4 separate regions of the Homo sapiens genome follow, and all the other regions are linked to region 3. Evidence: chromatin contacts called from ENCODE Hi-C or POLR2A ChIA-PET data. All regions are on one chromosome and are shown on one strand. The core of a region is the stretch at or near the end of the contact, and the rest is flanking DNA. Distances in the headings are between cores, read along the strand shown.

The links. A loop is a pair of places that touch in the nucleus more often than their neighbours do. ChIA-PET counts read pairs that join two places held with the same protein, here RNA polymerase II (POLR2A). Pooled maps may share reads with other maps.
Region 1: a loop to region 3 is called in a map with no recorded cell type, with 6 times the contacts of the local background. The contact joins the enhancer-like site here to the promoter of ZUP1 in region 3. A Hi-C loop is called at or near these places in 13 of 37 single-sample maps with no recorded cell type and 5 of 50 pooled maps. POLR2A ChIA-PET finds 5 or more read pairs at or near these places in 1 of 52 experiments (T-cell).
Region 2: a map of OCI-LY7 shows a loop between it and region 3 (2.2-fold over the local background). The contact joins the enhancer-like site here to the promoter of ZUP1 in region 3. A Hi-C loop is called at or near these places in 1 of 168 maps with a recorded cell type or tissue (OCI-LY7), 13 of 37 single-sample maps with no recorded cell type and 3 of 50 pooled maps.
Region 4: a loop to region 3 is called in a map of GM12878, with 2.3 times the contacts of the local background. The contact joins the promoter of DSE here to the promoter of ZUP1 in region 3. A Hi-C loop is called at or near these places in 1 of 168 maps with a recorded cell type or tissue (GM12878), 6 of 37 single-sample maps with no recorded cell type and 9 of 50 pooled maps. POLR2A ChIA-PET finds 5 or more read pairs at or near these places in 2 of 52 experiments (OCI-LY7 and naive thymus-derived CD4-positive, alpha-beta T cell).

Annotation. Positions count from the first base shown.
Region 1 is chr6:116,391,148-116,398,229 of GRCh38, forward strand. All of the region lies in intron 1 of DSE (dermatan sulfate epimerase), which reads left to right. Among named protein-coding and RNA genes, the nearest start is that of DSE, 24 kb to the left of the region's middle. Within about 2 kb of position 1,529, at least 7 of the 41 ENCODE cell types and tissues checked have a DNase peak (open chromatin) inside an H3K27ac peak, as active enhancers do.
Region 2 is chr6:116,406,392-116,414,228 of GRCh38, forward strand. All of the region lies in intron 2 of DSE (dermatan sulfate epimerase), which reads left to right. Among named protein-coding and RNA genes, the nearest start is that of DSE, 39 kb to the left of the region's middle. Within about 2 kb of position 5,085, at least 8 of the 41 ENCODE cell types and tissues checked have a DNase peak (open chromatin) inside an H3K27ac peak, as active enhancers do.
Region 3 is chr6:116,667,004-116,674,664 of GRCh38, forward strand. ZUP1 (zinc finger containing ubiquitin peptidase 1) reads right to left here and starts at 1,763. Exons shown (of 10, transcript NM_145062.3): 1 at 1,563-1,763; 2 at 1-204. The coding sequence starts at 189. RefSeq lists a silencer at 687-836 and an enhancer at 1,598-1,787.
Region 4 is chr6:116,369,697-116,377,525 of GRCh38, forward strand. DSE (dermatan sulfate epimerase) reads left to right here and starts at 1,251. Exons shown (of 6, transcript NM_013352.4): 1 at 1,251-1,425. It overlaps LOC100287467 (a long non-coding RNA gene), which reads right to left and starts at 2,023. Exons shown (of 1, transcript NR_148944.1): 1 at 1-2,023. RefSeq lists enhancers at 58-107, 1,622-2,122 and silencers at 1,038-1,567, 1,330-1,624.

The DNA.
Region 1 (7,082 bases), core at 279-2,778, 280 kb before region 3:
AAAGTGGGCTTCACATTATATAATGAAAAAGTGTGCTGTCTTCATGAAAACCTTTCAGGGGACAATGATAGAAATGTTCTTTGACTGTACAGAGCTGCAGTTAATAAAAGCCTGACCTAAAGTTTTTTTTTAATGTTGTATTTTAAGGTGGTGAACACCGTTATTATACATGGTGTGGTTTTGCTGTGTGGCCTCAGGTTTCTAATTACTCCTTCAGCAGCGTGTGCAAATTCTTGGAGGTTCCATATACTATCATTTCATATTGTGGATTTTTGTTTGGAAATTACCTTTTAGGGAGCAAAAGTATTCTTGATTTTGATTAAGAGCTCTCGGTTTTGGCCAGGCACTGTGGCTCACGCCTGTAATCCCAGCACTTAGGGAGGCTGAGGCGGGCGGATCACGAGGTCAGGAGATCGAGACCATCCTGGCTAACATGGTGAAACCCCGTCTCTACTAAAAATACAAAAAATTAGCTGGGCGTGGTGGCGGGTGCCTGTAGTCCCACTGCTTGGGAGGCTGAGGCAGGAGAATGGCATGAACCTAGGAGGTGGAGCTTGCAGTGAGCCAAGATTGCTCCACTGCACTCCAGCCTGGGCAACAGAGCGAGACTCCGTCTTAAAAAAAAAAAAAAAAAAAAGGAGCTCTCAGTTTTAAGATTTTCCTTTTTGTCTGAGTCCACGGGCTTTACACATCAGGGAGTATAATTTTAGGGAACGATTCTGCAGTACCAAAGCCATAGGTTTTCTTAGGATTTGACATATTTAAGAATAAGGTTAGATTTATTTCACTACAAAAATTTACCAAGGACATGTAAGGTTTTACTTTGGTATTGAGGAAACATTCTTCAAAAAATTATTTTAATTATGCATTTAATAAAACTGAAATAGAAAAGTGAGGAGACCTTTTAAAATATATGCATTTTATTACTATAGTTAAAATATGTAGCAACAGTGAAATAGTATGTGAGACCACAGCAAGGTGTTCCCCAAAGCACTTGGAAGGTTTCTCTGAGAGTTAAATCCTAAAATGGATCAGAGAAGGCAATGCAGCCCTGTCTAGTATATCCTAATGCTCTCAGGCAATCAGGGTTTTCCTAAAACTTCAATGGAGGCCTGAAGGAGGAGGGAACTTGGACTTAAATGGAAGCATGAGCAAGCGAGTCACAGTGCCTAACCTCGGCAACATCTGTCTGTTTTCCACGGGAGAGGGTGCAACGTCAGGAACATTCATTTGTCGGGTCTGCCTGTTCAATCTTGCCATGGATATGGGCACACTGGTTCTAGTGTGGGGGATTATTCCTAATCATGTAACTAACTATGGGGCCCATCCATTAAGTTGAGCAAACTGGAGCAGCTGCTCTTAGGCTGAGCTTGGCGGGTGTGGTGGCAGGAGCTATAGGGGATGTACATTTCACTCTTGTTTTCTAAATATGATTACAACTCAGTTTTTAAAATTTTGTCTTTAATGATACCCCCAAGGACATCTGTGACAGCTGCTGGCAATTTCAGCAGCCTCCTTCAAATGAAGTTATGGTAGCGATCTTAACTGGTCAAGTTGCCCCAAGTTCAGGGCCTTTCCCATTGCCTTTGTTCTGATTCTTTACTTGTTCACCAGACAGTTATCTAATAATTCACTTCCTGTGTTGGTTTCCTGTGAAGTCAGAAAATATTTCCCAATCTGCTTGACGGTAAACGAATATGCTGACATTCTGGTTTTTCATATGTGAGAGGTAGGGAAGCCTAACATTAAGTAGCATCTCATCTCCAGGATGATCAGCTGAGATACTGATGGCAGTGATGGAGCCAGGACCAGACCCTGTACTGAGGTTAACCTATCCGCCTTGCAGTGGCAGCAGGTGTCCCCTAAATTTTAATGTACTCCTTCCGTAATATAAATGTGTTACTAAGAAACAGCTTTCCAGCCAGGGACTGTGTTTCCCAGTCGCTGTTAGATCGGCAGGCCTTTCTCCTGACAGAATAAAGGAGAAAAAAGAAGTGGTCGCCTTTTGTATATGAAGAATTAAATTACTGACCCTAGGAAGAAAATTTAGTTAATAGCTCATTTAATCTATTATTCTTTTCTTTGGGGCAAAACCTCTAACAAACACTTGAAAAATTTAAAGGGTCGTATACTTTCCTTTCCAGTGAGTGATGAGCTTACTATGAGTGATGTGTTGAAGAGTGAGAAGCATTGTGTTCCAATTTCAACTAAGTCTCTAATAAGCAGTATGATCTGGCCCTAGTCAGTTAACATCTATAGTTCTTATATTTTTACCTGTAAAGTATGAAGATTTAGTTTCTTTCAAATAAAATATTTTATCAATAGGTTAGTATAATCTTGCAGGTCTGAAACATCTTCCTTTTTATAAATATTATTGAGCTCTTCATGTCATGTTCTATGCTAAGTGCATCACACATGTCTAATCACCCCATGAAGCATATTTCATTTTGTGGATGACAGAAGGGAGGTTTTGAGAGTGGACGTCAGTTGATCAAAGCTAGGAGGCAGCAGAGCTGAGATTTATGCTCTTGTCTGCCCAACTCCATGCCCCATACTGTTAATCATTATGTTGTGTTCCTCAAATTTGGCACATATTATAAGAGGGTTTTTTAATCCATCTTAGTTTGGGGCATGTTTTACTCTCTACAGGGTGATTTCTTTCTCCCATCCTTATACTTTCTCTGTTTTCTGAAGCCTGTGGAATTGAAAGAACTTTTGTACTACCATTTGTTTCATTCTATAAACAGTCCCAGATCATTTGAAACCCAAATCTTTTTTGAAACTTGATGTACTAGTTTAGTGTTCAGTTTTTTCTTCTCAGCATATTCTTCTGTGCTTTCTTTGTGTAAGGATGGCAAAAAAATGGAACTTTTAATGTTATTGAACATTCTCACAAATTAGTTTGGTTAAAGGAAAGAATCTTGGCTTAGGATTTAGGAGGTGCAAGTTCTAGTTCTTTCTCTGAAATTTATTGTGGAACAAATAATACTATTTTGCTATATTAAGTTATTGAAGAGTAAAAGATCAAATATGTGAAAAGCATTTAGGATCACAGAAACGAAGTTTTTCTGTGTGACTGCTGAATCATAATAGCTGCAGTGGATTGTTGGAACCAGAATTACAGCAAAATAATTTGGGGCCTATCTTTGCTTTATAAAGATCTGCTTAAGGTAATTGTAATTCATAATTCACGTGGCTTGGCCTACACGTAATGCTAAACTTGGACTGCTGAATATATACAGGCAGAGAGATGATCAAATTGCTATCTGAATTATAGCAGTAACAGCGTGATTTTTTTTTTTTTTAAAGACAAGGTCTCACTGTGTCACCCAGGCTAGAGTGCAGTGGCACAATTATAGCTCACTGCAGCGTCGAACTCCTGAGCTCAAGCAATCCTCCTGCCTCAGCCTCCCGAGTAGCTGGAACTACAGGCACATGCCACCACATCTGGCTAATTTTTTTATTATTTTATTTTATTTTTGTGGATATGGAGTCTCACTATGTTGACCAGGCTGGTCTCAAACTCCTGACCTCAACTGATCCTCCTACCTCATAGATTTAAGAATGTTTTACTATCCAAGTTGTGTGACATAAGACAAATGAATGGGAAGAAAAAGTGGATCATGAAAGTTGTAGAGTTAAAAGAGGAAAAAGAGAATTTCAGGGGACATGATGCTCAATGGAATCATTCAGAAACAGCCTGAGAATTGAGTTGTAGATAAAGTACTTATTAGTAGCATCAGCTGCTGAGAGTCGCTGGTAATTTTGCCATGTTGAAAATGCTATGCTCTTGAACTGGGCGAAGTGCAACTTAAAGATTTAAAGGGCCTGGGAGTGCTCTGCTGTTTTTGAAACACAATGAAGTAGGGGGTGAATAGCTTGAGAGATCATGCACAAACATCTTGAAGTTCAGACTTATTTCTCCAGGACAGAAGGCACATTTTGAGATAGTGTGTGTGTTTGTGTTTGTTTCATAGTGTTGAAAGTGGGAGGGTTGGCTGGGCGCGGTGGCGCACGCCTGTAATCCCAGCACTTTGGGAGGCCGAGGCGGGTGGATCACGAGGTCAAGAGAGCGAGACCATCCTGGCTAACAGGGTGAAACCCCATCTCTACTAAAAATACAAAATATTAGCTGGGCATGGTGGTGGGTGCCTGTAGTCCCAGCTACTGGGGAGGCTGAGGCAGGAGAATGGCGTGAACCCAGGAGGCAGAGCTTGCAGTGAGCCGAGATCGGGCCACTGCACTCCAGCCTGGGCGACAGAGCGAGACTCCGTCTAAAAAATAAAGAAAGTGGGAGGGTTGGGGCTGACCATTCCCATAAACTCATTAGCTTTTAATGCCCTTTGTTTCGGTAAGCATTTTTGGCATCTCTCAAACTATAGTTATTCAGGTACCACCTTCAACAATTTTTGCCATATCCATTTACTTTTTTTTTACTTTTAAATTTAAATATATTTTAAACAGGAGTTTTGCATATCTGTAGAAATCTCAGGTTTGATGTGGTATAGTTTTTCATAATGCACATTAAAATAAGTACGTAAAATTAACGTAAAGCCTGTCCATTTTTGGTCCACCTAAAATTATCTTGAAACACTCTTTTCATTTAATTTTGGCTCTTCTCTTTGTACAATGAGCACACACAATGTCTAGAGTGGAAGGTCAAAGAGAAAACTCAATGACTGGAAATAGAGATTTTTCAGTGAAATTTTCTAGACAGATTTAAAATGATGGGTGGGTATTACTTCCTCTTTTAGGTTATCAGCCTAAAACAAGTTTGGTTTAGATTTTAGTTAGATTTAATTTCTTTTCTTTTTAAACTAGTGGATAGTTTTTAGGCTACATAAGTTTCTAGGCTTCATACGTGTTTTCTCCCATTAGTTTCCTAGAGGGACTTTTTTTCTGGAAAGTTCCACACTTTCCTTGGCTTCAAATAAGGGGGAACAAAGTTTCTCCATGCTTATTTTATTGATGAGGTCTGCTCTACCAACAGCTAAGCCCAGGGATTTGGTTCAGCACAGCCAGCATGCTGCCTTTTAAAAGCCAGATTCAGTGCTAAGCTCCATGATACATAGAGGAAGAAGGTTCTCACCTTCTGTGAGGCATTGCATGTAAACAACCGAAACAGTCCGGTGTGATATAGGTATGTGCCAGATACAAGAGAGATCAACTCTTTGGGTGAATCAACAAAAGCCTTAATAGCTGGGAGAGCACTGGGGGCTGAGCACACTGAGTGGGGCATGGGGAAGGTAGTACACCATTTGTGGTATTGAGAATGCCACGGTTCTTTCTCCTCAGTCTTCATAGATGATTGTTCTGCAGAATCTCTATGGGTTCTGCATTGGCTAACGTGGTGTTCTGACGGAAATTAATATTTTAAATGTACAGTAATGCACAACCTTGCTGCTCTGACTCCCTTGCACGAATTCAAAGTAATAGCTAGAGAACCTTCAATAACAGTTGGCATGTTGAGATGGCATCCTTCCCAAAACAACATCTTAATGAGGTTCTATGCTTCAGGATCAGCTTTTCTGGTTTAAATATATTCAGACATATCCTACGTAACTGGAAGCAATGTGGCAGAAGTGGCAGGGGTCACATTGTGAGTTTTGCTGAGTTAGGCATGTAGGCCCCACAGTGTGAGGGACTCTTCGGAGCAGTCCTGAATATACAGTGATTCTGTGCCTGGGTGGGAGTGTGGTTGCATAGGGGAGGACAAAGAACATGATGAATTAACCTTACCCACGTTTGGGGAAGTTTGTACAGAATGTGAGATGGAAAAATTCTAGTTTCCATGTATTAATGCCTTCTTACCCATATGCTCATAGCTGGAGCCACTCCCCTATCCACCTGAGCTCCCACACATTCAAAAGCTGGTAGTTGAGGGATCTTTCACTGCATGTACGTTGGGTGTGTGTATGGGGGTTCAGTTAAAGGAGAAAGTGTCTAAAACCCCCACAATGCTGATTGCATTGATGAGAGCATTCAGACTTAGACTTTTAGGGACTTAATATATACAGGATTTTTTTTTAATCGTTAGCGGTATATTATTCTCTTTCTTTCTTTTTTTTTTTTTTTTTTTTGAGATAGAGTTTCTCTCTGTCACCCAGCCTGGAGTGCAGTGGTGGATCTTGGCTCACTGCAACCTCCGCCTCCCAGGTTCAAGCGATTCCTGCCTCAACCTCCCGAGTAGATGGGAATACAGGCACCCCCCACCACACCTGGCTAATTTTTGTATTTTTAGTAGAGATGGGGTTTCGCCATTTTGGCCAGGATGGTCTTCAACTCCTGACCTCAAGGGGCCCGCCCGCCTCCGCCTCCCAAAGTCCTGGGATTACAGGCATGAGCCACCGTGCCTGGCCGGTATATTGTTCTCTAAATGGAGCAAGGAATAAGCCCCTGGGGGGACTGAGCATTACCTCAGACCCAGCCATTTCTGTGTGCTGCCAGAGACCACACCCCTCCTCAGGCATAACCACAGAAGACTATTTCTTTTGGCTGGGTCTCTGACCTTGAAGGATCCAGCCTGCCAGCTGCCTTGAGACTTTGGGTGCTAGACATAATACTGGCAGAGTCCAAGAGTTATTTCTATTTCATATGTTTTATTTAGTATGGCTATATTAATTTTTTATTCATCAGAAGTTCTGCTGTTGAAATAAATGTAAAATGTTTTACAAAACCAAAACCACTGCCATCGAGTTTCATATATAGGTAGAAATATAAAAAACTCCAGAATAAGGTAGCACCCTCAAATGATGTCTCATTGCCTTTTTCTTGGAAACACACACAGCAAGTTGAAAATGTGGATTGATCTGCCATATCTGTTAAATTATTAGTTTTTCTTCTTCTAAATATGATGAGGCAGTTTTTCCTTGGAAAAACAGTTTGTGTTCAGCTTGGGAGGTTGATTTTCCACCATCAGTTTCTCCCTTTAATAATTGAAAACCACTGTTCGTTATTTACATAAAACTGTCTTTTTCTGGTCTGCTTTCTATAACCTTTCCCCTCTTAAGAATTTTAAGAATTCCCTGACTTTCCTCTGAGGGATTTTCTGCCTGCTTTATCCCAGATGTGGGACATTGACT
Region 2 (7,837 bases), core at 3,835-6,334, 260 kb before region 3:
TCTGGCAAGCATGATGTTTGAATTTTGTGGATGTCTTGCCTCATTATCATAAGGGAAAATGTTAGTTGGCAAGTGCCGCATGTATGTCTGTATTCTCTTTCATTGATACTTCATAATCACTTTTTAAAAGTTGGCTTTATTTTTTGGATGAAATATTCACGCCTAACACCACTTAAGATGTAGGGTCTTGCTGACATTAAGTTCATGCTAATGATAACTTGAGAGTAATAATGACATGAGTATGTTCATGGAGTCCTTTATAAAGCTGGGTAGTTCCTTTTACCTTAGGTATCTTAAGAATGGCTTTTTTACTTCTTTGTCTCCTTCTGCCATGTCCATTAAGGGAACACATTTCAGTCATGCTTACCACAGTCTCTCTCATCCATCTTTCCTTTTCCTTTCCAGTGTCAACATGCGAGTTCTGGACAGCACAGGAGGAGATACCATAGTCGGGGGCCAGATCATTGCTTATCCCACATAAGCCTGTGGTTTAGAAAGCTTTCTGTTTAGGATGGCTTGGAAGGAATGACTCAGGAAAAAAGAAACGGTTAGAAGCTTATAATATTAGTGTAGGAGGGAAATGAAGACCACAGTTAAAACAGTGAGGGTGGGGAGAAGAAAGTATAAATTTAAGAGACATATAAGACTGAAAATCTACACAGAGATTGATCAGATATAGGACACTCTTTCTTAAAGTGTGAGTCTTTCACCATATTGGGTATCCTTAAAAAGACAGATTCCTGGGTTTCGCCCAGACTCACTGAATCATATCTTCTTGGAGTAGGCCACAGAACCTGCATTTTTAACAAGTCCTCTATATGATTCTTAGATGTACTAAAACTTAAATTGTAAGGGAGAGGGAGGCATAAATGATGGCCCTGGGTGACTGGTTGCATATTGATACTCAAATGAGATGGAGAATATGGGGAGGAGAGAGTGGTTTGTGGGAGAGAAAAGATGGTTCACTTTTTTACATGTCTTTTTGTGTCACTCTATTTCTTCTATCTACTTTATTTGTCTCACTTTGTTGATACTGCCAACTGTATGGACAGATGACTTTCAAAGTTCTCTGTCCCTATTACACTGCAAGGGCTCATAGATAACCTTAGCAGGTATCTTGGTGTATAGTTATTACTATAACTTTTAGGACCTCTTGGCCATATCTGCTCATTCTTACAAATTCACTGTCTTCCACTTCTTCTTGTTCTGTGGCTTCACTGCTGCTACTATGCTCATTATTTACCCATAGTCATTTTTCTCTTCCCTCCCCTTGCTCTGTTCTTCACTCTTGCCACTCTACGAATGCATTTTGCTATTGGTGATTCTGTCATTTTTGAATGTAAGTGAGCTCTTCAGGAAAAAGTACCTTTGATAAATAAAAAAGATCAATCTATTTTCACCCATCCAGAGCTTAGAGATTTTTTACATTTTTTTCTAGAATTTTGTGATTTTTATTGTTTTAAAGCTTTTCACTGATAGGTATTTATGTGTGGTCTTCCCAGTGGTCCAGTTGGACCATGTGGCACTGGTATTTTCAACTCTGCCTTCAGTTTGGGCAGTAATGAGTTTGCAGATCAGCCCTGAGCTGGCCTTTCTGCCTACAGACTGATTTATACCTTGTCTTCCACCTTTCTCTCCAACCCTATCCAGACTGTATGATCCACCTTAACTTCTTCCACCATTACATGTTCTCTAGCCCCTCATCCAACCCAATTCCTATAGTTACTTTTTATTTAATTCATTGGTTTGCAGTCATAACTGGGTTGCCTGGTTTTCTGACCAGGAGTGTACATCTTCTAGATTCGGCTCCAAAGAAACTTCTTTCTAGAAAATTTCCAGATTCCATCTTCTATACCCACCCTCCAGTGTGATTCATATGTTCCAAGGAACCCATGCAAAACTGTTATAGGTTGTTTTGCCTGCACTGCAATTCTTGGTTTATTTGTCTCCTCTACTGGCACATAAGCTTATTGAGGGTAGCCCCAGCATTTTTCGGGGTTCCAAGAGCCACATATGGTATACCTGCCACAAAGACACTAATTAATTATATTGAATGAATGGATGGATGAATGAATGAATAATCTGTCTTATTTTTATTGAGAGTCTAAGCTTACTGAGAGCAGAAGTCCTGGATCTGTATACAACTTTGAAACTGATTTGGTGCCCTGCGTACTGTGGCTGCTCCTACTTATCTGGTCTCACTTTCACTCTGAAGACGTGCCTGTCATCAGCCGTTTGTCTGTCAGCCTGTAATCACAGAGACACTGTACCTTTGACGTACTTGGAGGCCAGTAGGAAGAATGTCAGGATTTGACATCTTGGTGCATAGCTCAGCAGAGAATCTCAGATTACCTGGTCTTTGAAGTATTCCTCCTGCACCTGGCCTTCTCTCCTCCCTGATCCCTTGAATTTTGGTGTTCATCTTCTTACATGCATGTAATGTCCATGTGTGCTCCTTATCAGGTAACTACAACAGAGTTTTGTTTTTATTCACTTTAAAGCCACCTGCTTCAGTCTTTGAAATGAATGGCGGTGCTGTTAAGCAAGGGGAGGCGATAGTTTGTTGGAATTAAGAGCAAGGACTGTGGAGCCAGTCTGCCAGTGTTCCAATTACATTTATGAGCTGTGTGACCTTGAGAATGTTACTTGACTTCTCTGTGGCTCAGTTTCCTCATTTGTAATTTGGGGATATATATGATATATACTTCATACTATGAAGGATTAGTTAATGAAACAGTACATAGCATAATGTGTTAACTATTATTGTTATCTTTATTACTTCACTTATATTTTGTGTTCTTATAAATTGATGCCAAAGGCAATTTTCATTTATCGATAAATGTATGCACATATTCACTTTATATAAGTTTACTGTATTTGTTTTTTTGTTTTTTTGTTTTTTGGAGACAGAGTCTCGCTCTGTCGCCCAGGCTGGAGTGCAGTGGTGTGATCTTGGCTCACTGCAAGCTCCGCCTCCTGGGTTCATGCCATTCTCCTGCCTCAGCCTCCCGAGTAGGCTCGGACTACAGGTGCCCACCACCACGCCTGGCTAATTTTTTGTATTTTTTTAGTAGAGACGGGGTTTCACCATGTTAGCCAGGATGGTCTCGATCTCCTGACCTCATGATCCGCCCACCTTGGCCTCCCAAAGTGCTGGGATTACAGGCGTGAGCCAACACGCCCGGCCAATATAAGTTTATTGTATACTTGCTCTGTTCTGGGTATTTTATTAGGCATTGGAGATACAAAAATTTCAAGACGTGTTATGTATCTCTTTTGCCTGGAGTTGTTGGTCTATGGAAGATATAAATACTAATACTATTAGCATATTAATACTAGTAGTGGGATAAGTGCTGTGACTGGGAAACTACAGTGTGTAATGGGAAGATCTAGGAATACTTTGCCCAACATTGGAGTGTCAGGGAAGGCTTTCCTGCTGAGTCCTGAAGGACAGATAGGAACCAGCCACGTGAAGGGGAAAAAGGAGCCGTGCTTGACTGTTCAAGCACAAGTAGCTGCTGTACAAAGGCCTGGAGATAAAAGAAAGCAGAGTGCTTTTGAGGAACTGAAAATTTAGTGTAGGGAGGAAACTAGCAAGTGTTGAGGCTTTGGGTAGAGAGCCAGATGCTGCCAGGCCTTGTCTACTATATAAAGGAGCTTGGACTTTTTTTTACAAGTACTGTGAAGCCACTGAAAGGTGTAACAGGGCAGTGACATGATCAGATTTATGTATGTACGTTAACCTTTTCATTGAAAAATAAAAGTAGAATATTATATGAATAAATGTGTAGCTGATAAAGTATTTTGACGCAAACACCCTGGTAAGTACAACACAGGTCAAGAAATAGGACTTTGCCAGTCACTCCCTGAAGCCCCTTCATGGGCCACATCCCAGTCCCAGTTCCCTCCCTTCCCACAAAGACTACCCTGATGCCCCAGTGCCTACAGGCGTCATGTCCTTGTGTTCCCTTATAGTTCATCCAAATGTGCATCTCTAGGCATTATCATTTAATCTTGCTCATTTTTTAAATGTCTTTTAAGGCTTCAAAAAAAATCTACAGGCCGAGCGTGGTGGCTCACGCCTGTAATCTCAGCACTTTGGTAGGCAGAGGCAGGCGGATCACAAGGTCAGGAGATCGAGACCATCATGGCTAACACGGTGAAACCCTGTCTCTACTAAAAATACAAAAAAATTAGCTGGGTGTGGTGACACACGCCTGTAGTCCCAGCTACTGGGGAGGCTGAGGCAGGAGAATGGCGTGAACCCAGGAGGCAGAGCTTACAGTGAGCCAAGATCGCTCCACTGCACTCCAGCCTGGGCGACAGAGCGAGACTCTGTCTCAAAAAAAAAAAAAAAAAAAAAAAAAAAAAAAAAGAAGAAGAAGAATCTTGTTGTGGGAGTAGATTGCCAATGTCAAACCAGGAAGTCAAGTAGGCCTTTGGTGTTTATCTAAATGAAAACCTAGAATAGGAAATAATTGACAAGTTCCAGTAATAAATAATTAGCATTCATAAGACTTGACAGTTGTATTTGAGGGCCAAAGGAGACAAAGAATTTTCTTTATGGGATGGTGGGATCTCTCAGTGGGCTTCTAATACTTGGAGCTATTGAGGAATGCTATAAATAATAAAGGTTTGGATTTGGATATACAGAATTGAAGTGCCTGTGGGCCCAAGAGGAGATATCCAATTTATATCTCTCAAGCTTTATTTTTAGCTGCTTCCTGTTTGCCAGTGGTACACTGTAACTTAAGAATGGGTGTGTGTATGTGTGTGTGTGTTGTGCGTGTGTGTGTCTCAGTCATAAAAAAATATATCCAATATGAAATATGCTTTCAGGTACAATATATATCCTTTCTGTTGATGATAGAAAAATGCAGAAAGTCCAAAGGAGATCGTATTTAGTTCAAATTATCCTGCTACAATAAATAAATGAAGAATAGCTGGAAGAATGAGAAATCGAGGTGCTGATACAGCACTGCAGCCACGTGGGTGTCCTCAAATCACTTTCTGGAGCTGAAGCCAAAGAAACATTGTGCAGGCTGCACTCTGGGAGGAGGGCATCAGCTTGAGTGAGTCGTGCTGCTGCTTCTCAAGTTGAAAAAGAAAAAAGGTTCCTGATGAAGTGTAGATAGCTATTAGGGCTTGTAACAACTTAGTGAGCAATTTTTAGTTCATATCTGTGATTCATTTACAGTGAGTTCAGTATTACAAGAAAAAAATTGGGAAATGAAGAGATAAGAATAAATAAAATCTGTATGTATTGCTAATATTTTATATTAACTTCAGCATCTTCCCATTCTAAATCATAATTTCTAGAAACCACATGAAGTTTACTATTTTACCTTTTTCCAAGAGCCTGTTGATATGAGAAATATTTTAAAGTATTACTGAAACCAGTTTGAATCTTTTGCCTTCTGCTTTTCTACTATAACCTGTAACTTGGTCAGAGAAGTTGGGACAATATGATTACATTCAGCATTTGGGGTCAACTTTTATTTTCAGTATAGCAGTAACTCTAGATCTAAAACTGGGGAATGTGTTTAATGCCTGGGGCATATTGAAGTTAGCTCACAAGTTTGGCTCATAATTTTAATTTATTTATTCTGTTTTTTTGGCAACATAGGAGATAACTATACCCCACAACATTTTTTATGATTCACAAAGAAAAGTTCTAAATTAACTTTTATCCACTGTACTGCCAAATTACTTTTTAAAGACATATTCTTTGAAACTGTATTCCCAGGACAAAAAATAAATATTATGGGTTCAGGGTGTTGTCACAGGCATTATTTCATTATTTCTCTTGAATGTAAGTGGCTTCAAAGACAAACAAAATTGTTTTGGAGGTCAAGGGATGTTTTTCTTGTTTTTTTTTTTCCACACCATGACAAATTATGCTTTCCTTCCTGAATTGACTGAGCCCATTTAGTGTCTTCATGCCTGCCCCCTTCATACAACACCATCTGCCCTCTACTTTGAACATTCTGAACTTCTCTGATCTCCTGGGTTCCTCCTGATGATCTCACAGTGAGAATTTTGTCTTAGTCCTGGCTCCAGACCCTCTGCTGGGAAGTGCCTGGGCAGCCTGGATTTCAACACAGCTCCTCCCACTGAAGCAGCCCTCCATGCCAGCAGCATGCCTCTGATGGGTGGCTTATTTTGGATCACATTTACCCTCTAAGACAGTGGCTTTGAAACTTTTTCACTGTGACCTACAGTAACAAACAACCCAGTACAGACATAACTTTTTTTATTTGTTTCTAGTTTTTAATTTTATTTTTGTTTCTAATTTTATTACACTGTTTATTTTTATTTCAACTTTTAGATTTAGGGGGTACATGTGCAGTTCCATAGTATGTATATTGTGTGATGCTGCAATTTGGGATTCAATTTATCCTGACACCCAGGTAGTAAGCATAATACTCAATAGGAAGTTTCTCAACCCTTGTTTCCCTCCCTCCCTCCCCCATCTAGTAGTCCCCACTGTCTTTTGTTCCTGTATGTCCATGTGTACCCAATGTTTAGCTCCCACTTACTAGTGAGAACATGCGGTATTGTGGTATTTGGTTTTCTGTGTCTGCATTACTTTGCTTAGGATAATGGCCTCTAGCTCCATGTTGCTGCGACGGATGTGATTTCATTCTTTTCTATGCCTGCCTAGTATTCCATAATGTATATGTACCACATTTTCTTTATCCACCATTGATGGGCACCTAGGTTGATTCTGTGTTTTTGCTGTTGTAAATAGTAGTGCAGTGGACGCACAAGCTGATGCACACATAACTTCAACTTTACATATATAAATATATAAATAAATGTTTCATGAGATAGCCCTTGCATTTAAATTATGCCTTGTCCTCATTTTCTATTTCATTCCGTTAAAAATATGCTGATTGCAACCCATTATATTCATTTCACAGTATATTTATAGTTTGAAAGCCCTGCCTAGCATTCTGATAAATACAAAATTTTTTCCAGAGAATCCCTACCCAATATCCTTTCTTGGACATCTCCACTGTGGAGACCATTCCACTCTTTAAGATGCCCTCTTTATTCTATAATTCTAGTGTTTAGAATGCTTATTCTCAAAATGTATTGGGAAGCATCTTTATTTCATTAAGAAACAGTACAGGCCTGTGATTAATGATTATATGTCAGGTTTCCGGGGCTGAATGGAATAAACTGTGCAGAGCATTATTTCCTACTGCACCCAGAGTAAAATCAGCCACAGTTCATTCACTGTTTTAAAAAGGCCTCTGGATTTTATGAAGCTCTGCATAATTTCAGCAAAACCTTTAAAAATCAAATTATCAAAGAAAATTATTCATAAAACATTAAAAGCAGAAATAGTGGGTAAATATATTAACCGTACTCTAAGAGACAGCAAAATATCATTTCACGTATGCTAGCTCCTCCAGGCCTACCTCACTTTGGATTTGATGTTTTCCCACCATGAGGGCAGCAAAAATTGGTGATTTGACTACGGTTTTTCCCATTGTGAAAAAGTGTCCCTCATTATTTTGAAACTTCATTCCTCAAGTAATTCTTTGCCCTTTTGCCTGCCGTGTTCTCAGAATATTAGGCAAGTGCTCTTTCAAGTAAATGGGAGTAACTGAGTGTTCAGGCAGCGACAGGAAGATGATGGGGAGTGTACGAGGTGGCAGCAATGGCCGGTCAGGTTTTTTAGTGTCGGTGTATTTGTTGCTAGGGCTGCTGTAACAAAATACCATAGACTAGGTGGCTTAAACCAACAGAAATTTATTCTCTCTCAGTTCTGGAAGCTAGAAGTCTGAAATCAAGATATCAATAGGCTTCATTCCTTCTGGAGGCTCTC
Region 3 (7,661 bases), core at 513-3,012:
CTCAAAGTTTCTTTCAAGTGTATTCTGCTCAAAATGAGCTGTTTCGATATGAAAACACATTTCATCATAATTCACACCTGACAACTTGCAAAATGGACATATAATTTCACTTTCCATGTGAACAATTAGGTGAGCTTTCATGTCTGGTTCTGAGGTTACTGTTTCACCACAAATATTACAGGAAAGCATGGTATTGACAAGTAGCTAGAAAAGAACATAACATTAGGTTTCAAAGATTTGAAGAAAAAATGTGTTTCATAAAATGATTTGAGACAATTACTTGGTCTTTAACGCTGGATTATTTTGATGAAGAAGTTTTCAATGTACTTACTGTTCCTCAAATACAAAAACTTATTTATAAATATCAACCAAAATTTCATTTATTTTTTTTTAAAAAAAGGCAATAATAATGAATACAAGTAATTTTAAAAATAAAATATTTCAAAAAATGTCTCTGGCCCAAGGTGGAGAAAAAATAACGTTTAAAAAATTGTCCAGGTAAGATAAATCAGGTAAGAAAAAAATGAAGAGAAGAAACCTATTTATCAACTGATATATCTAAATACTGAATACTGAAGCTGATTATATTGAGGAGGTAAATAAACACATCTTACAAGTAGAGTTTAACACTGTAAACTTAGAGTCTTACATGTATCAAGTGCTATTTAAGTGCTATTATTGTAATTTAAGTACTATTATTATCGCTCTACACATAAAGAAATTCTGGCTCAGACAGGTCACCACAAGCAGAAAAAGGTGGAAGCCAAAATGCCAACCCCGTCGTGCTCCACAGCCTGTACTCTCAGCCCCAAGAATAAAAGCAGAAGTGGTATAGTAGAAAAAAGCACTTATTCCAGAGTCAAGAGAACTGGGTAATAATTTCAGATTCATCATTTTGGGTAAGGAATCTCATCTCTCTGAGGTTCAGTCAAAGACTACTGTAAAATCCAAAGGTAGTTATTTTTGGATTTTATGGACAAATAAAGTACTGACTACTGACATAAAAGTGTTAAAAAAATAATTTTAAAAAAAGCAATCACTTCGCCACCACCTTCCTACTACAGGTCATCGTTCAGCTAAAGACTATTTAAAATCAAACAGGAAAAGTAATGACACTATCACTTCATTTAAATAAATTTACCTTTAAAATACCTCCCTACATTGTCCTTATTTTTTTCATTTCTCTCCAGACAAATGGATACAGTCTCTGATTTTAGAAGGCAGTTCTCCCGAGCCCCCAGTGGGATTAATGTCACACCCGGAGTTTCTTCTCTTCCGGTGGCTGGGACACGGTCAGACACAGAATGATGAACTTGGACATGGACTCAGATTAAGCGGGTAAGAGACAAGAGAGTACCCAGGTGCCTCAGAGGAAGCGAGTGAGAGGCATGAAGGACCCAGTGCCAAGCTAGGTACGTGGTGGGTGAGGTCAGAAGACCGCAAGGCCGAGTCTCCCAAACGTTCCGCGCCAAAGGCACAAGCCAGGCACACGAAACTAGCAGGCACTAACTGGGTCAAAGCTTTGGGCCTGGGGAATAAGGGAGGGGACCATCAATTCTTACCGGCCCAGAGGCCAGCAGCTGCCACACTGAGCTCCGCTAGGCTTCCCCTTTGGGCCTCGCTGGCAGACGAGTGCGTGCGCGGCGTCCAGTACCTCTCCTGGCCTGATGACTGAGGCCAGGCCTTCCCAATACGCAGAGTTTCACAGTTAACCGAGGAAAGAATTAGGAACTTCCAACACCTTGGCCCTCAGTACCTCATTCAAAAGCACTTCCTTACTCCCACGGAAAAGAAGTAATCCCAGAATGCGCCGCTCCACGCCGGTCTCTATGCAGTGCATTCTGGGAGATGTAGTCTTTTTTTTTTTTTTTTTTTTTTGAGACGGAGTCTCGCTCTGCTGCCCAGGCTGGAGGGCAGTGCGCGATCTCGGCTCACTGCAAGCTCCGCCTCCCGGGTTCACGCCATTCTCCTGCCTCAGCCTCCCGAGTAGCTGGGACTACAGGCGCCCGCCACCATGCCTGGCTAATTTTTTGTATTTTTAGTAGAGACGGGGTTTCACCGTGTTAGCCAGGATGGTCTCGATCTCCTGAGAGATGTAGTCATTTTTGCATTCCTCCCATTTCCGAGTTTTTCCTTCTCCCATCGAGTTTCCTGCCACTCAATTGCTAGGAGAGAAAACCGGGCTCTGAGGTCATTCATACTTAATCTGAATGAGTTCACAGGGCAGGTCCTGGGGCAAATAGCAGTCTACACTAGGGCCTGCTGAGTAGCACTCTATTTTAGTATCAATAAAGGGTTTATAATGCTGCTAGGTATCAAGCTCCCAGCTATGCACCGAAGGTAAAGGATACCAGGTTCTTTCCTCAAGGTTACAAGATAACAAATATCTTGGTTTGTATGTATGTATGTATGTATATATATATATTTTTTGAGACGGAGTCTTGCTCTGTCGCCCAGGCTGGAGTGCAGTGGTGCCATCTCTGCTCACTGCAAGCTCCGCCTCCCGGGTTCACGCCATTCTCCTGCCTCAGCCTCCCAAGTAGCTGGGACTACAGGCGCCCGCCACCACGTCTGACTAATTTTTTGTATTTTTAGTAGAGATGGGGTTTCACCGTGTTATCCCGGATGGTCTCGATCTCCTGACCTCGTGATCCGCCCCCCTCGGCCTCCCAAAGTGCTGGGATTACAAGCGTGAGCCACCGTGCCCGGCCGTATGTATGTATTTTTAGAGAGGAGGACTCTTTCTGTCACCCAGGCCAGAGCACAGTGGCTAAAATAGCTCACCGCAGCCTCGAACTCCTGGCCTCAAATGATCCTCCCATCTCGGCCTCCCAAAGTGTGAGCCACCATGTTAGCCCAAAATCACAAATATCTTGTCATTCAGGCTTTATTTCATTCAACAAATATTTAAAGAGTGTCTATTAGAAAGGCGTTTTGCTTGCAACAGGAGCTGCAGCAGTAATCAAAATACACAAAATTCAGGATTTTTGAGGCTTACATGCTGGTGAGGTAGAGGAAATAAAAAGTAAATTAACTGATCATGATAAGTGCTATGAAGAAAATAAAACTGGATTGGCCAGGCTCAGTGGCTCACATATGTAATCCCAGCACTTTGGGAGGCCGAGGCGGGCAGATCATTTGAGGTCAGGAGTTCAAGACCAGCCTGGCCAACATGGTGAAAGCCCGTCTCTACTAGAAATACAAAAATTAGCTGGGCGTGGTGGCAGGTGCCTGTAATCCCAGCTACTCGGGAGGCTGAGGCAGGAGAATTGCTTGAACCCGGGAGGCGTAGGTTGCAGCGAGCTGAGATCGTGCCACTACACTCCAGCCTGAGTGACAGAGCAATAGATTTTTGAGACTGAGTCTCAAAAAAAAAAAAAAAAAAAGAAAGAAAGAAAGAAAAGAAAACTGGATTATAGAGATACGAATGTTTAGAAAAGGTCTTGATGAAGGGTTGAGTGTGCTGATGAACAAACCTTACACCAACAGGGGAAATAGCATTTCAGACAGATAAAATAACAAGAACGAAGGCCTAAGGCTGGAGCAAAAAGAACACTTTTTGACCAGAGCATAATGTGGTAAGGAGAAAAATGATTACAAGATGAGGTTAGGGTTGTAGACAGGGGCCAAATCATGTAGGACCTGGTAGAAAACTAGTGAGGTATTTAAATAGGAGGGTGATGTTATCTGATGATAAATAGTATGTTTTTAAAAATTGGCTAGGCGCGGTGGCTCACGCCTGTAATCCCAACACTTTGGGAGGCAGAGGCGGGCAGATCGCATGAGCCCAGGAATTCCAGACCAGCCTGGGCAACATGGAGAAACCCGTCTCAACCAAAAAAATACAAAAATTAGCTGGGCGTGGTGATGTGGCCTGTAATTCTAGCTACTCGGGAGACTGAGGTGGGAGGATCACCTGAGCCCCAGGAGGTTGAGGCTGCAGTGAGCCATAATGGCACCATTGCACTCCAATCTGGGCGACAGAATGAGAACCTGTCTCAAAAAAAAAAATCGTTCTGGAAATTTGTGGACAAACATGGAAGATTAAACATGTAAATTTATATTTCTCTGCCTCTCAAAATCTATTAAAATGATAGCAGGAAAATAAAAATAATACTACTAACAGCTAATGAGATTTTACAAAACTTTGAAAGCTAAAAAAAGATGAATGATTAATAACGAACTTAACTCAGAACCGATGTCAACAAAAACCAAGTCAAGTCATACTGTCTTGACTTGTATGGGTTTCTGCTTGCCCAGCACAGCAGCTGGGGTCTGCTTGCCCAGCACAGCACAGCCAAACACTGACACTGGGATAGCAGCAAGAGAAAGTTGAGGCATTTATTGTAGGGCACCAAGGAAGGAGAATTGAGTAGCTCATGCTTAAGACCTGAACTCCCACATTGCTTACAGGTAAGAGTTTTTAAAGGTGAGGAGGCAGAGGTTACAGGCGACGTCATAAATCAATACACGGAAGCTATACGTTGGTTTGATTTTAAAAGGCTGGACATCTTGAAGTGGTTCGGGGCACAGGTTACAGGTGGATTCAAAGATTTTCTGACGTTTGATTTGCTAAGGAGGCAAAGCTTTGTCTAAAAATTTGGGATCAGCAGAAAAGAATATTAGCTCTCGCTCAGGGGTGTGATCTCCTCCAGGCCCCTCAGGAAGAAATTCAGAACAAAGAACAGCGATCAGGATTTAGTCTTCAGTTTCCCATTATCAGGGGTCAAATCATGTTGGACAGTAGATCTGTTTGGTGGGGGATCTGGGTTTCTGGAAAACAACCCAGGGACATATGTTAAAATGTTATCTTAAGTTTCTATAGGGAATAAAACATCTCCTGACTTTTTTGGGCCAATGTTTTAAGCTACTATTACCTTTTTGTTTATCAAATTGCTCATTTATTTCTCAGCGCTAGCTAGGTTCCTGGAATTTTCCTTGAAGGAACTCAATATTTTCCTTTATTTCCATGCTTGGGGGTTGCCCACGGGCCCCTAAGTAGGGTCCCTACTCCATCTTAATACACTCCTCCTTCCCAGAAATCTGAAAATTCCAGAAATTAAACACAAGATACTTCTAAAAATGATGGTGACATTTGGAACTAAATAAAGGATCATTTTACTGAAAGTCTGAATAAGGAACAGTTAGAACTCCAACTCTAGATTTTCTCCATCACCAGTGTGATGGTTAATTTCTCCTGAAACATTATTTCTTATTATTTCCCAGGAAGCTCCCGCCAAATGAGGGAAGAAGCAAAGAAAGTGGAAGGTATGGGGCCAGGCATGGTGGCTCACACCTGTAATCCTACACTTTGGGAAGCCGAGGCAGACAGATTGCTTGAGCTCAGGAGTTTGAGACCAGCCTGGGCAATATGGTGAAACCCCGTCACTACCAACTTGACTGAATTGAGGGATGCCTAGATGGCTGGTGAAGCATTGTTTCTAGCTGTATCTGTGAGGGTGTTTCCAGAGGAGATTGACCTGTGAGTCAGTGGACTGAGAGAGGAAGACCTACCCTCAGTGTGGCAAGCACCATACAGTCAGCTGAGGGCTAGGCTGGGGCAAACAGGAAAGAGAGGGAATTCTCTCTCTTTGCTCTCTCCCTTCTGGAACAAGACACCTTTTTCCTTCCTGCTTTTGGACATCAGATTGCACCATATTCATCTTTTAGACACTGGGATTCGCACGAGTGGCTTCCCAGGAACTCTTGGGCTTTTAGCCTCAGAGTGGGGGCCAAACCCTCTGCTTCCCTGGTTCTGAGGCTGCTGGGACTGAGCCACATTACCAGTTTCTCTGGTGCTCTAGCTTGCAAGATGGCCTATTGTGGGACTTCCACCTCTGTGATCATGTGTCAATTCCCTAATAAATTGCCTCTCGTATATAGTATTGGTTATGTCTCTCTGAAGAACTCTAATACAGCTAGGTTGCCATGAGACTCCTCTTTCCCTTCCAGATAGAAGACTACAGATTTAGTTCATGAAGAAAACGAACCAAAAAAACCAGCTATGAACCCTATCCTGGGGGTTCAAAGGCTTGACCCTATCCTTAGGGTAAAGGCACTGGACTGAAAATGGGAAATAGGGAAGGCTAAATACTAAATTATGAACCTCTTGCTCCTTTTCCCCCATCACATCTTGATATGTGATTTCTGCCTCCAAGGCAGGAGGTTGGAAAATTCCTCCCCAGAGAAATCAATTGTCCCAAGAGAAAGACCTAACAGATGTCAACTTTTAGGAAGTTATCCAATGATACAGCCAGGTCCCTATTTTACCACTCTGTGGGAAGGCTGCCAATTGGTGAATAAACAAGCCCCACTGACGCACAGTGTATAGAAGGTTTCTTTAATGTCTTATTCTTAAATATGAATAGATACTCAAGGGTTCCAGGCATTTGAGTACAGCCTATGGCAAGTAAGATGGAGAGCTAAACAATAATCATAGTTTAAAAAGTAAGCTCTGAAGAAAAAAAGAAAGAGAAAAAAATTTCAATGGAAACCACAATTAATATCCTCAGATAGATAAGAAAATGTATTGAATCTCTAAATCCAAAATAGGAAATAGCTGTTGGGATTAAAAATATTTCATACTTTAAAATACACATATTAATAGAGGCCTGGAAGATAAAGCCCAAGAAATTTCTCAGAAAACAGAACAAAAAGAACAAGGGATAGAAAAACAGGAAAGGAAAATAATCAAATGAGAAATTGGATTCTACATCCAACTAATAAGAGATACAGAGAGGAATAACAACAAAAACAATGGAAAATTAGTTATCAATGAAATGACATGATAATTCATGACTTAATAATAATTTCTCCTGAAACATTATTTCTTATTATTTCCCAGGAAGCTCCCACCAAAATGAGGGAAGAAGCAAAGAAAGTGGAAGGTATGGGGCCGGGCATGGTGGCTCACACCTGTAATCCTAGCACTTTGGGAGGCCGAGGCAGGCGGATTGCTTGAGCTTAGGAGTTTGAGACCAGCCTGGGCAATATGGTGAAACCCCGTCACTACCAAAAATACAAAAAATTATCCGGACGTGGTGACGTGTGCCTGTGGTCCTAGTTACTGAGGAGGCTGAGGTTGGAGGATCATTTGAGCCCAGAAGGCAGAGGTTGCAGTGATCCGAGATCACACCACTGCACTCTAGCCTGGGTGACAGATTGAGACCCCATCTCAAAAAAAAAAAAAAAAAAAAAAGAAAAGAAAAGAAAAGAAAAGAAAAAAAGAAAGTAGAACGTATGGAATTCCATAAAAAACTCTACCAAGATGAGAGAGAACAGACAGGAATGAAGGCAGAAAGGAAGAAAAAGAAAGGGAGGGAGGGAGGAAAGAGGCAACTGACAGATCACTTCATGTTTATGACCATACTGAGAGAAATATATTCTGTTAAGCAGAATAGTGTCCCTCAAAGATGTTTATGTCCTGGCCAGGCATGGTGGCTCACACGTGTAATCCCAGCACTTTGAAAGGCCAAGGTGGGAGGATTGTTTAAGGCTAGGAGTTGGTGACTAGCCTGGCCAACATAGTGAGACCCGCCCCCCCCGTCTCTAATATTAAATTTTTTTAAAAGATTCTATTTCCTTATTAACAGAACCTGTGAATATCTTACTTTTCATGGCAAAAGGAATTTGTAGATGTGATTAAGGATCTTGACAAGAGG
Region 4 (7,829 bases), core at 1-2,500, 300 kb before region 3:
ACATTTAAAAAATTTAATAGTACCACTTCCTCTTGACCTGTTTGTAAGGAGTTCCTCTTAAATGCAATTTCTGAAAAAGAGAAGCATAAACTGAGACATCCACATTTTTTCCTTATTTGGCCAAATAGAAGTGAGAACCTCTGAGGATAGAGGAATTGGATGGAGGTGCCCTTCAGAACTCATGGAGAAAAGCACTGCTCCCAGTAAAATATCTCTCATTCTAATGAATGGGTAAGTATCCTACAAATCTTTCACTTCTGTACAATCTAGGTCTGGTAGGTTACTTGCACACACTGGGTGGAGGTGGAAGGGGCAAAGTATTCCTGAGGTGATGGCCCTGATCCTACCTCACATCTCCTTGGGGCCTGGTTGGACCTGGCTGAGCGTGTTTGAGCAGTGGCTGATTTTTGGAAAACAGGAGGACTCTTCTCCAGGAGGCTGTGACTACCAAGGTTGCAAATGCTCCACCTGAACTTGGGTGCATGAGGGATCTCTCTCTCTCACACACACACACCCCCCCACCGCGTAAGATAAATTTCTGTTTGTGAGCTGCCTACATTAAATGCTTTGCTCCTGACCTTCTGTGATTAAAATCTGTTCCGTTTGCAGGGTTCGGTGCGCTTGGATTTAGTGTATTTTGTTGGTACAGTAAAAAAGAGAACTGCTTCTCTATAGGTGACCCCCGCCCCAAAGTCCCCCCTCCCACTAACTTCTCTTTGAGAAGAGAGTAAAACCGAATTCGAGAGAAAAGAGGCAGTAACTATTCGGGAGGAGGCAGACTGGAGTGGGCACCAGTCCCGGTAGTAAGAGTCTTAACGTCTTCCTCGCTTTCCTCTCGCAGAGTAGTATGGAAGCATCAGCTCCTCCCCCTGGGCCTCCAAAAGTTACCTTTCCTTTGGGTGTGATTCTCGAACCCGAAGCGTTTGAGTCCTAAGAAACTAGAACAAGTTAGAGCCAAAGAGGCCTGGCGGGCGGGGGTGCGGGTGGAGTCCGGGCCGGGTGGCGTGGAAGGCCGAGCACAGCTGCGAGCGGCGAGTCCCGGGAGAGGAGGAGCGGGAGAAAGCGGGGCGGGCCTGCGGTCGGGGTTCGGCCGGGGGAGGGGGTCCCCGTTTCCCTCTCCTCATCCTCGTCTCCTCTGGCTCTGGTGACGTTGCGGTTTCCTCCCCCCTCCAGCGGAGCCTCAGCGCCCGCCGCGTCCCTCCCTCCGCCCCTTTCGCCCACACCTACCCGCCCCCGCCGGCCCGGCTCTCAGTAGCGTCGCCCGAGGCTGCAGCAGCGCATCCCGGGGCATGGCGCGGCGGGGGCGCGGAGGGCTCGGTTCGGAGGGGGCCGGGAGCCCGGGCGCCCTGGAGTGAGGAGGACCGGGAGCTGGCTCTGGAGGCTGCGGAGGCGACGCCGGAGAGAACGAAGCCTCGGCTGGGAGCGGTAAGTGGAGGGGCGCGCAAGGGACGAGCTGGGGCGCGCGGCGCAACTTTCTTCGGGAGTTTCGGGCGGGTAGCCTTCGGGGCTGTCCCGGCGCGGGCGGGAGACGGAGAGCCACGTCCCCGGCTGAGAGCGGAGCGCCGCGGGTTGCGCGCCCGGGCCCGGCTCGGCTGGACTCCGAGAGAGCGCCTGACGCGTGAAGCCTGAGCCACGGGCTTCCCCGGCGGCGGAGCAGCCTCGAGGGGCAGCTTTTCGATCCTCCCCACCCCCTTGAACGCCGAGCACCGAGCCGGGAACACGATGAGAACCTGGAGATCGCATTCCGTGCGTCGGATCTGGCCGGCCCAGCCGCGATTTCCTCGACGGTCCTTGGGGCCTCGGCTTCACTCTGCGGGGTTGGGTGGCACACCCTCGCGTCCTCCTTTCCCTCCGTACCCCAGCCATTTGGGGGCAGGGGAGGTGGCGGCGGCTTGTGTGCAGATCCTGGCGCTGGCAACCCTACTTTGCGGCTGCAGAAGCCGAGGAAGAGCTCCCCAAGCCTCTCCCAGACGCTGGATTCCAGCGCTCCTGGGCTCCGCCGGCACTCGGAGAAATTGTTAGTAAACCTCATCCCCGAGGCAGTCCCGGGGAGGGGAGGAGGCGGGGGCTTGACTCACAGACTGGGAAGCTCTGAAAGCGATGCCACATGGGCTCAAGATCTGTCGGGGCTGGAATCTGAGCTAAGTTTGTGACCTGAGAACTTTTTCGTTTATATCGCTCCTTTAAAGCAGCAGCCTCCTCTTAAGCCGGCTGGCATTCAGATGGAAACCGAAGCCTTTGGTTAAAATCAGGAGGTGAACCTCACTTACCTGAAATTCTTTAGGTCAGGCAATGACGCTTTTAGTTCTAGGAATCTTCGTGTAATAAAGTTCTTTTTAAAAATTTTTTCGTTGGTCATGGTTTAGAAAGTCATGGTTTAGCACTGTTAATTAAATGCATGAAAGATCTCACTTATACATATTTTTAGTATTTTTCACATTATAGAATTTAAACTTTAAGTAATTCCCTCAAGTTTTTAAAAAATTTCTCGGCCGGACGCAGTGGCTCACGCCTGTAATCCCAGTACTTTGGGAGGCCGAGGCAGGCGGATCACGAGGTCAGGAGATCGAGACCATCCTGGCTAACACGGTGAAACCCCGTCTCTACTAAAAATACAAAAAATTAGCCGGGCGTGGTGGCGGGCGCCTGTAGTCCCAGCTACTCGGGAGGCTGAGGCAGGAGAATGGCGTGAACCCAGGAGGCGGAGCTTGCAGTGAGCCGAGATTGCGCCACTGCTCTCCAGCCTGGGCGACAGGCTCAAAACAAAACAAAACAAAATTCTCAATGATAATCTCTATGTGAAATAGTGATAAACAATATTGTATAGAGTATTCTAACTATATTACTAAATGGGATCACAAAAAACCTAATGTGCATGGAAGAAAATAAAATATAGGATTATCTGAGTATTTGTTTCATGCAAATACTTAGATTTCTGTATTGTGACCTCTTCCTTTGACGGTCACGATACAGATATAAGTTCTTTTCTGAAGTATGTAGGTAAGGTCTGTTCTAGTAAAAATGGAGAAGATAACAGATTGAATTTGATGTCTCCATCACCTAGTGACCCGTCTGTGTGGGTTCAGCAAAAAGTGCAAGATAGTGCTGGTTACCTAGGTTACATACACAGGTATATGAGATCAGCCTTAGCTCTCTTGGAGCTGCTAATGTAGAACCTGAGAAACATCAATAAGCAGCACTTCCTAAGTTTGAGCTTGGGAAGAGTTATTTTTCATTGACTAGTATATGACGTCAGTATCCGTTTTTATGAAGTTTTAGTTAAATAAAAACACTGGCCTAAAAAGTACATTCTGACAGTTTAAAAAATACTGAAAGTACAGTCACCAAGTGAAGGGGAATTAAAAAAAAAAAAAAGGGCTGGGTGCGGTGGCTCACGCCTGTAATCCCAGCACTTTGGTAGGCCGAGGCAGGTGGATCACCAGGTCAAGAGTTCGAGACCAGCCTGGCCAATATGGTGAAACCCGGTCTCTACTAAAAATACAAAACAAAAAATAAATTAGCTGGGCGTGGTGTCGCGCGCCTGTAGTCCCAGCTACTTGGGAGGCTGCGGCAGAAGAATCTTTTGAACCCAGGAAGCGGAGGTTGCAGTGAGCCGAGATTGTGCCACTGCACTCCAGCCTGAGCGACAGAAGAAGACTCCATCTGAAAAGAAACTTTGACCAAGAGATACTTTGATAACAGTACAGGCAGTTGCCATGATGGGGTTATTAGGTTCCATTCTCAATACTGCTAGATTGAGGCTGTCCTTCCTGATCTTGGGGACCTGTTGAAAAAGCACTGGGTGAGACATCAACTAGGTTTGCTATGTGAGATCAGGACCATCTTAGTGACTAATGTTTGTGTGTACATCTGCTTTAGTATTTACGAAATTCGTTCAGAAACAAGCTAATACAGTTCCTTTCAATGAGATTTTATGGGCTGTCCGGTTCAATATCTCGCAGTGCTGCCCTGAGAGGACCTGGTGGTCATCCATGAGATGAAGCTCTTAACTTCGCAGATGCTTCCCAGTGCCTCGTTATAGTCTCTTTTTAATTTCTGAAAAGGTGCTTTAAGATCACTGATGAAAGTGCATTTTGCGATTAAACAATAAAATATTTATACATTTCTTAATGTTATTTGTGATACAATATTTTGGTATTTATTTATACTTGCCTTGGATCACACTGTGTTGCATGAAAGAAATTGCATGATTTTCACTCAATAGTATTATTTCAATAAATAATTGTAGAGAAAAAAAGAAAAAATATTTAAATTTGAGTTTTAGTATATTGGTAATCTTTGTTTTCAAAAAGGAACTCCCAAAAGACTAGCATTTTGTGGTTGTAGCATATATTAAATATTACATAACCTGAAACTGTCAAAGGATTTTTACCTTTACCGATTGTGTTGCTTACTTCTGCCATGTGTAGGCAAGCTCCAACCTGTTGAGGGTGTGGATTCCAGATCCTCTTTCAGAAGAAACTCCCAAAAGACTAGCATTTTGTGGTTGTAGCATATATTAAATATTACATAACCATTAGCATACTTGAATCATAAATATAGTAAATATTATCCTTTTTCACCACCCCACTGCCCCTTCCCCAAATAAAAAAAGAGAAATACTGTTACTGACTTAGGATGTGTTTGTGGCAGGCCTTTGAGGAGAGCCAGAATCTGTGGTAGAGGGAACTTCATTATAGTGGATACTATTATTCTGTTTGCTGAGGGGGCTGGATCTTTACTATTTTGAAGGAGTGGGTAGGGCACCTGAAGAGATTTAGTGACATAACCCTACTAAAAGAATGTGCCTGAGAAGAGGATAGGACAGTTCTTAAATGCTTACTCTATTTCCTATTGTTTATAACAGAATACTTGAATCTGGGTAGCTTAAGAAGAAAAGGAATTTATTTTTTACAGTTATGGAGCCCAAGTCCGAGGTTGAGGGGCTGCATCTGGGGAGGGCTTTCTTGCCGGTGGGGACTCTACAGAGCTCCGAGGTGATCCAGGACCTCACATGGTGAGGGAGTTGTTCATGCTAGCTCAGGTTTCTCTTCCTGTGAAACTATCAGTCTCATTCCCGTGATTACCCATGAATCCATTAACCTATTAATCCATGAATGGATTAATCATTCATGAGGGTAGAGGCTCATGACCCAATCGCCTCTAGGTCCTACCTTTCAATACTGCCACATCCACATTGGAGGTAAAGTTTCAACATGAGTTTTAGAGGTGGCAGTTATTCAAACCATAGCAAATATGTTAAGGTTTTCTCATGGGATTATGTTATCTTCCCCTATAGTGATTGCTAGAATAAAACTCTCTGGGAGCACCAAATTACCAGCAAATGTTTGGGTGACACAGCAAAATTCTTTATACCTCAAGTTGGTGCCCAACATGGCAATGAGGCAAGTTATATATAAGCCCAGAGTACTGAAAAGGAAAATTATTTTCCTATGAAATTCATATGGTGAATTAGAATGGGAAGTAGAGATTAAAATCCCAAACTCTTGAGGTGTACTGATCGATGTACCATTTGATGATAACAATAATGAAGAATGTATGTTTCACAAAGTCTTCTCAACTCTAATGCCCCATTCTAATAGGAAATATGCTTTTAAAAATTAAACTGTTCATTAATTGGATAGTATGTTTAATTGAAATAATTTTTCTTTAAAGAAAAATCTTTCTTCCTAGCTACTTGGGAGGCTGAGATGGGAGGATCACTTGAGCCCAGGAGTTCGAGGCTGCAGTGAGCTATGGTCACACCACTGCACTCCAGCCTGGGCGACAGAGCAAGATCCTGCCTCAAAGTCTTTTTTATGTGTATGGTAAATAAATGTATCCCAAATTTCTATCATCTCACTTTAGTGTTTCACAACTTCTAGTTATGTATAGAAGAGTGGCTTGATTAGTTGATGCTGAAGTCTTGCAGAAAAGAATCAAACTAGAAAGAGAAATACAAGGTATTGTGCATAGGATAGCAGGACCATTACTATTAGTAAACTCTCACTTATAAATTCATATGCATTTAGAGAATTGCCGTAAAGGAAAATCCCTGAACATACATCTACATAAATACTTGCATTTTGAAATTGCCCAGTACTTTTAACTTTTTTTTCAAAGAATTCAAATATTTTAATATTTTAGTGTAGTAGAAATGGACAGTGATATAGAGCTAGTGTCTTACCCTCATTTTAGGGGTATGGAAATGGAAATACTAAAGGTAAAAGACTTGTCTTTCATTTTCAAGTCATTAGTGGTATACCTTAAATAGAAGATTAACTTAAATTACACATTTAATCCTACTTTTATCCCTTGTGACTCCAAATTCATATTATTAAAGACTCTAACATTTTATTTTCCTGTTGTCTACTTTATTATCCCTTTTACTACTCACTACTCCTCATGAACCATCAGCTCCCTAAAATGCTTATGTGCTTCCTAGACTAATGTAACTGGCTATTTACAGACCCCCTTTCCGCAGCCCCGTCCTCTTCCACTTCTCTCTATCTCTTCTCATGCCTTCTGAGGATTCCATTGTGGGGCCACTTCTAATTCCTGCAAAGCCCTGGGCCGATTGCTCAGTTCTCATTAGCTGGCTTCAGGATTTTTACCTTTACTGATTGTGTTCCTTACTTCTGCCATGTGTAGGCAAGTTCCAGCCTGTTGAGGGTGTGGATTCCAGATCCTCTTTCAGATGCCCAGAAGAGTATAAACCTGCTGGAGGAAAAGTGTTCAGAGAGCCTGTTAGAGATCACAAAGAAGAAGGGAATGATTTTAATTTGGAAAGAGAAGAAAAGATTATTGAGGCGATCTGTTTATTTCTTGAATGGAGTAGTTTGTTCAGTCTTTAATTCAGAATAACATATGAAATTTAATGTGTACTGATTACCACTGGATTTCCTTCTGTTTGCTTCAGCTCCCTTGGAATATTTTGTAAACATGATTTTGGTAGTGTTATCATTAAATGTTAGTAAATAAGTCCTGAAAGAACAGAATTTGCCCTTCAGTAATATGTAGAAGCTATGAACAATACTGACAAATAAGCATAATTTGCTTTGGCATTTTATATTTGGGAATAGTTATACCTATTAGGTAAGTGTAGTCTTGTTAGAGAAAATATAACAAAAGACATATAGGCAGTTGGCTTTCAATTACATATATGTGACATATCCATTGTAGATTATTTATGTTCATCTGCTTTGTCCAAGACAGAGTCAGAAAGAGTTTGCAACTGAATGTATGTGTCTGCATGCCAACCCCCACCTTTTGAGTTTTATTTCTAGACTTAATAGTTTCTCTCCTCTCAGTGCGAACGATAGCAGAATAATCATATAGAAATCCCCAGTGTGTGTATAAATTAGCATTCATGCTCTTTTAGTAGAAATTGAATAGGTATACAGTCAGTTTAAGAAGCTGTCCTTTAAATCTTTCCATTTGAAATATTCGTAGAGTTTTAAAGTTGTGTTTGTTGCTTAAGTCAGGGCTTTGCATTTTTTATCATGCATAACAATAACAAACTTAGCTACTAAATAATAGGCATTTAATGCGTACAAACATTATACCGCAACAAAGTTGAATCAGTACTTCCTAACTTTTAAAAAGGAATTTGTAAAGGAAATAGGCTCACCAAGCTTGTGGGTCTGTAATGTTTTTATTGATGAAGTACGAAGGCAATATATCAGCCTTATTGTTGCTGTCAAATGGCTGTTGCAAGAAAAATGATGTTTGTTAGCAGTTCCTGAAGTAGGTAGCAACATTAGTGTTGTGTAAGTTTTTTTTTGTAAAATGCAGTAATCTGCAGATGATGTCGTGAATCCATATACATT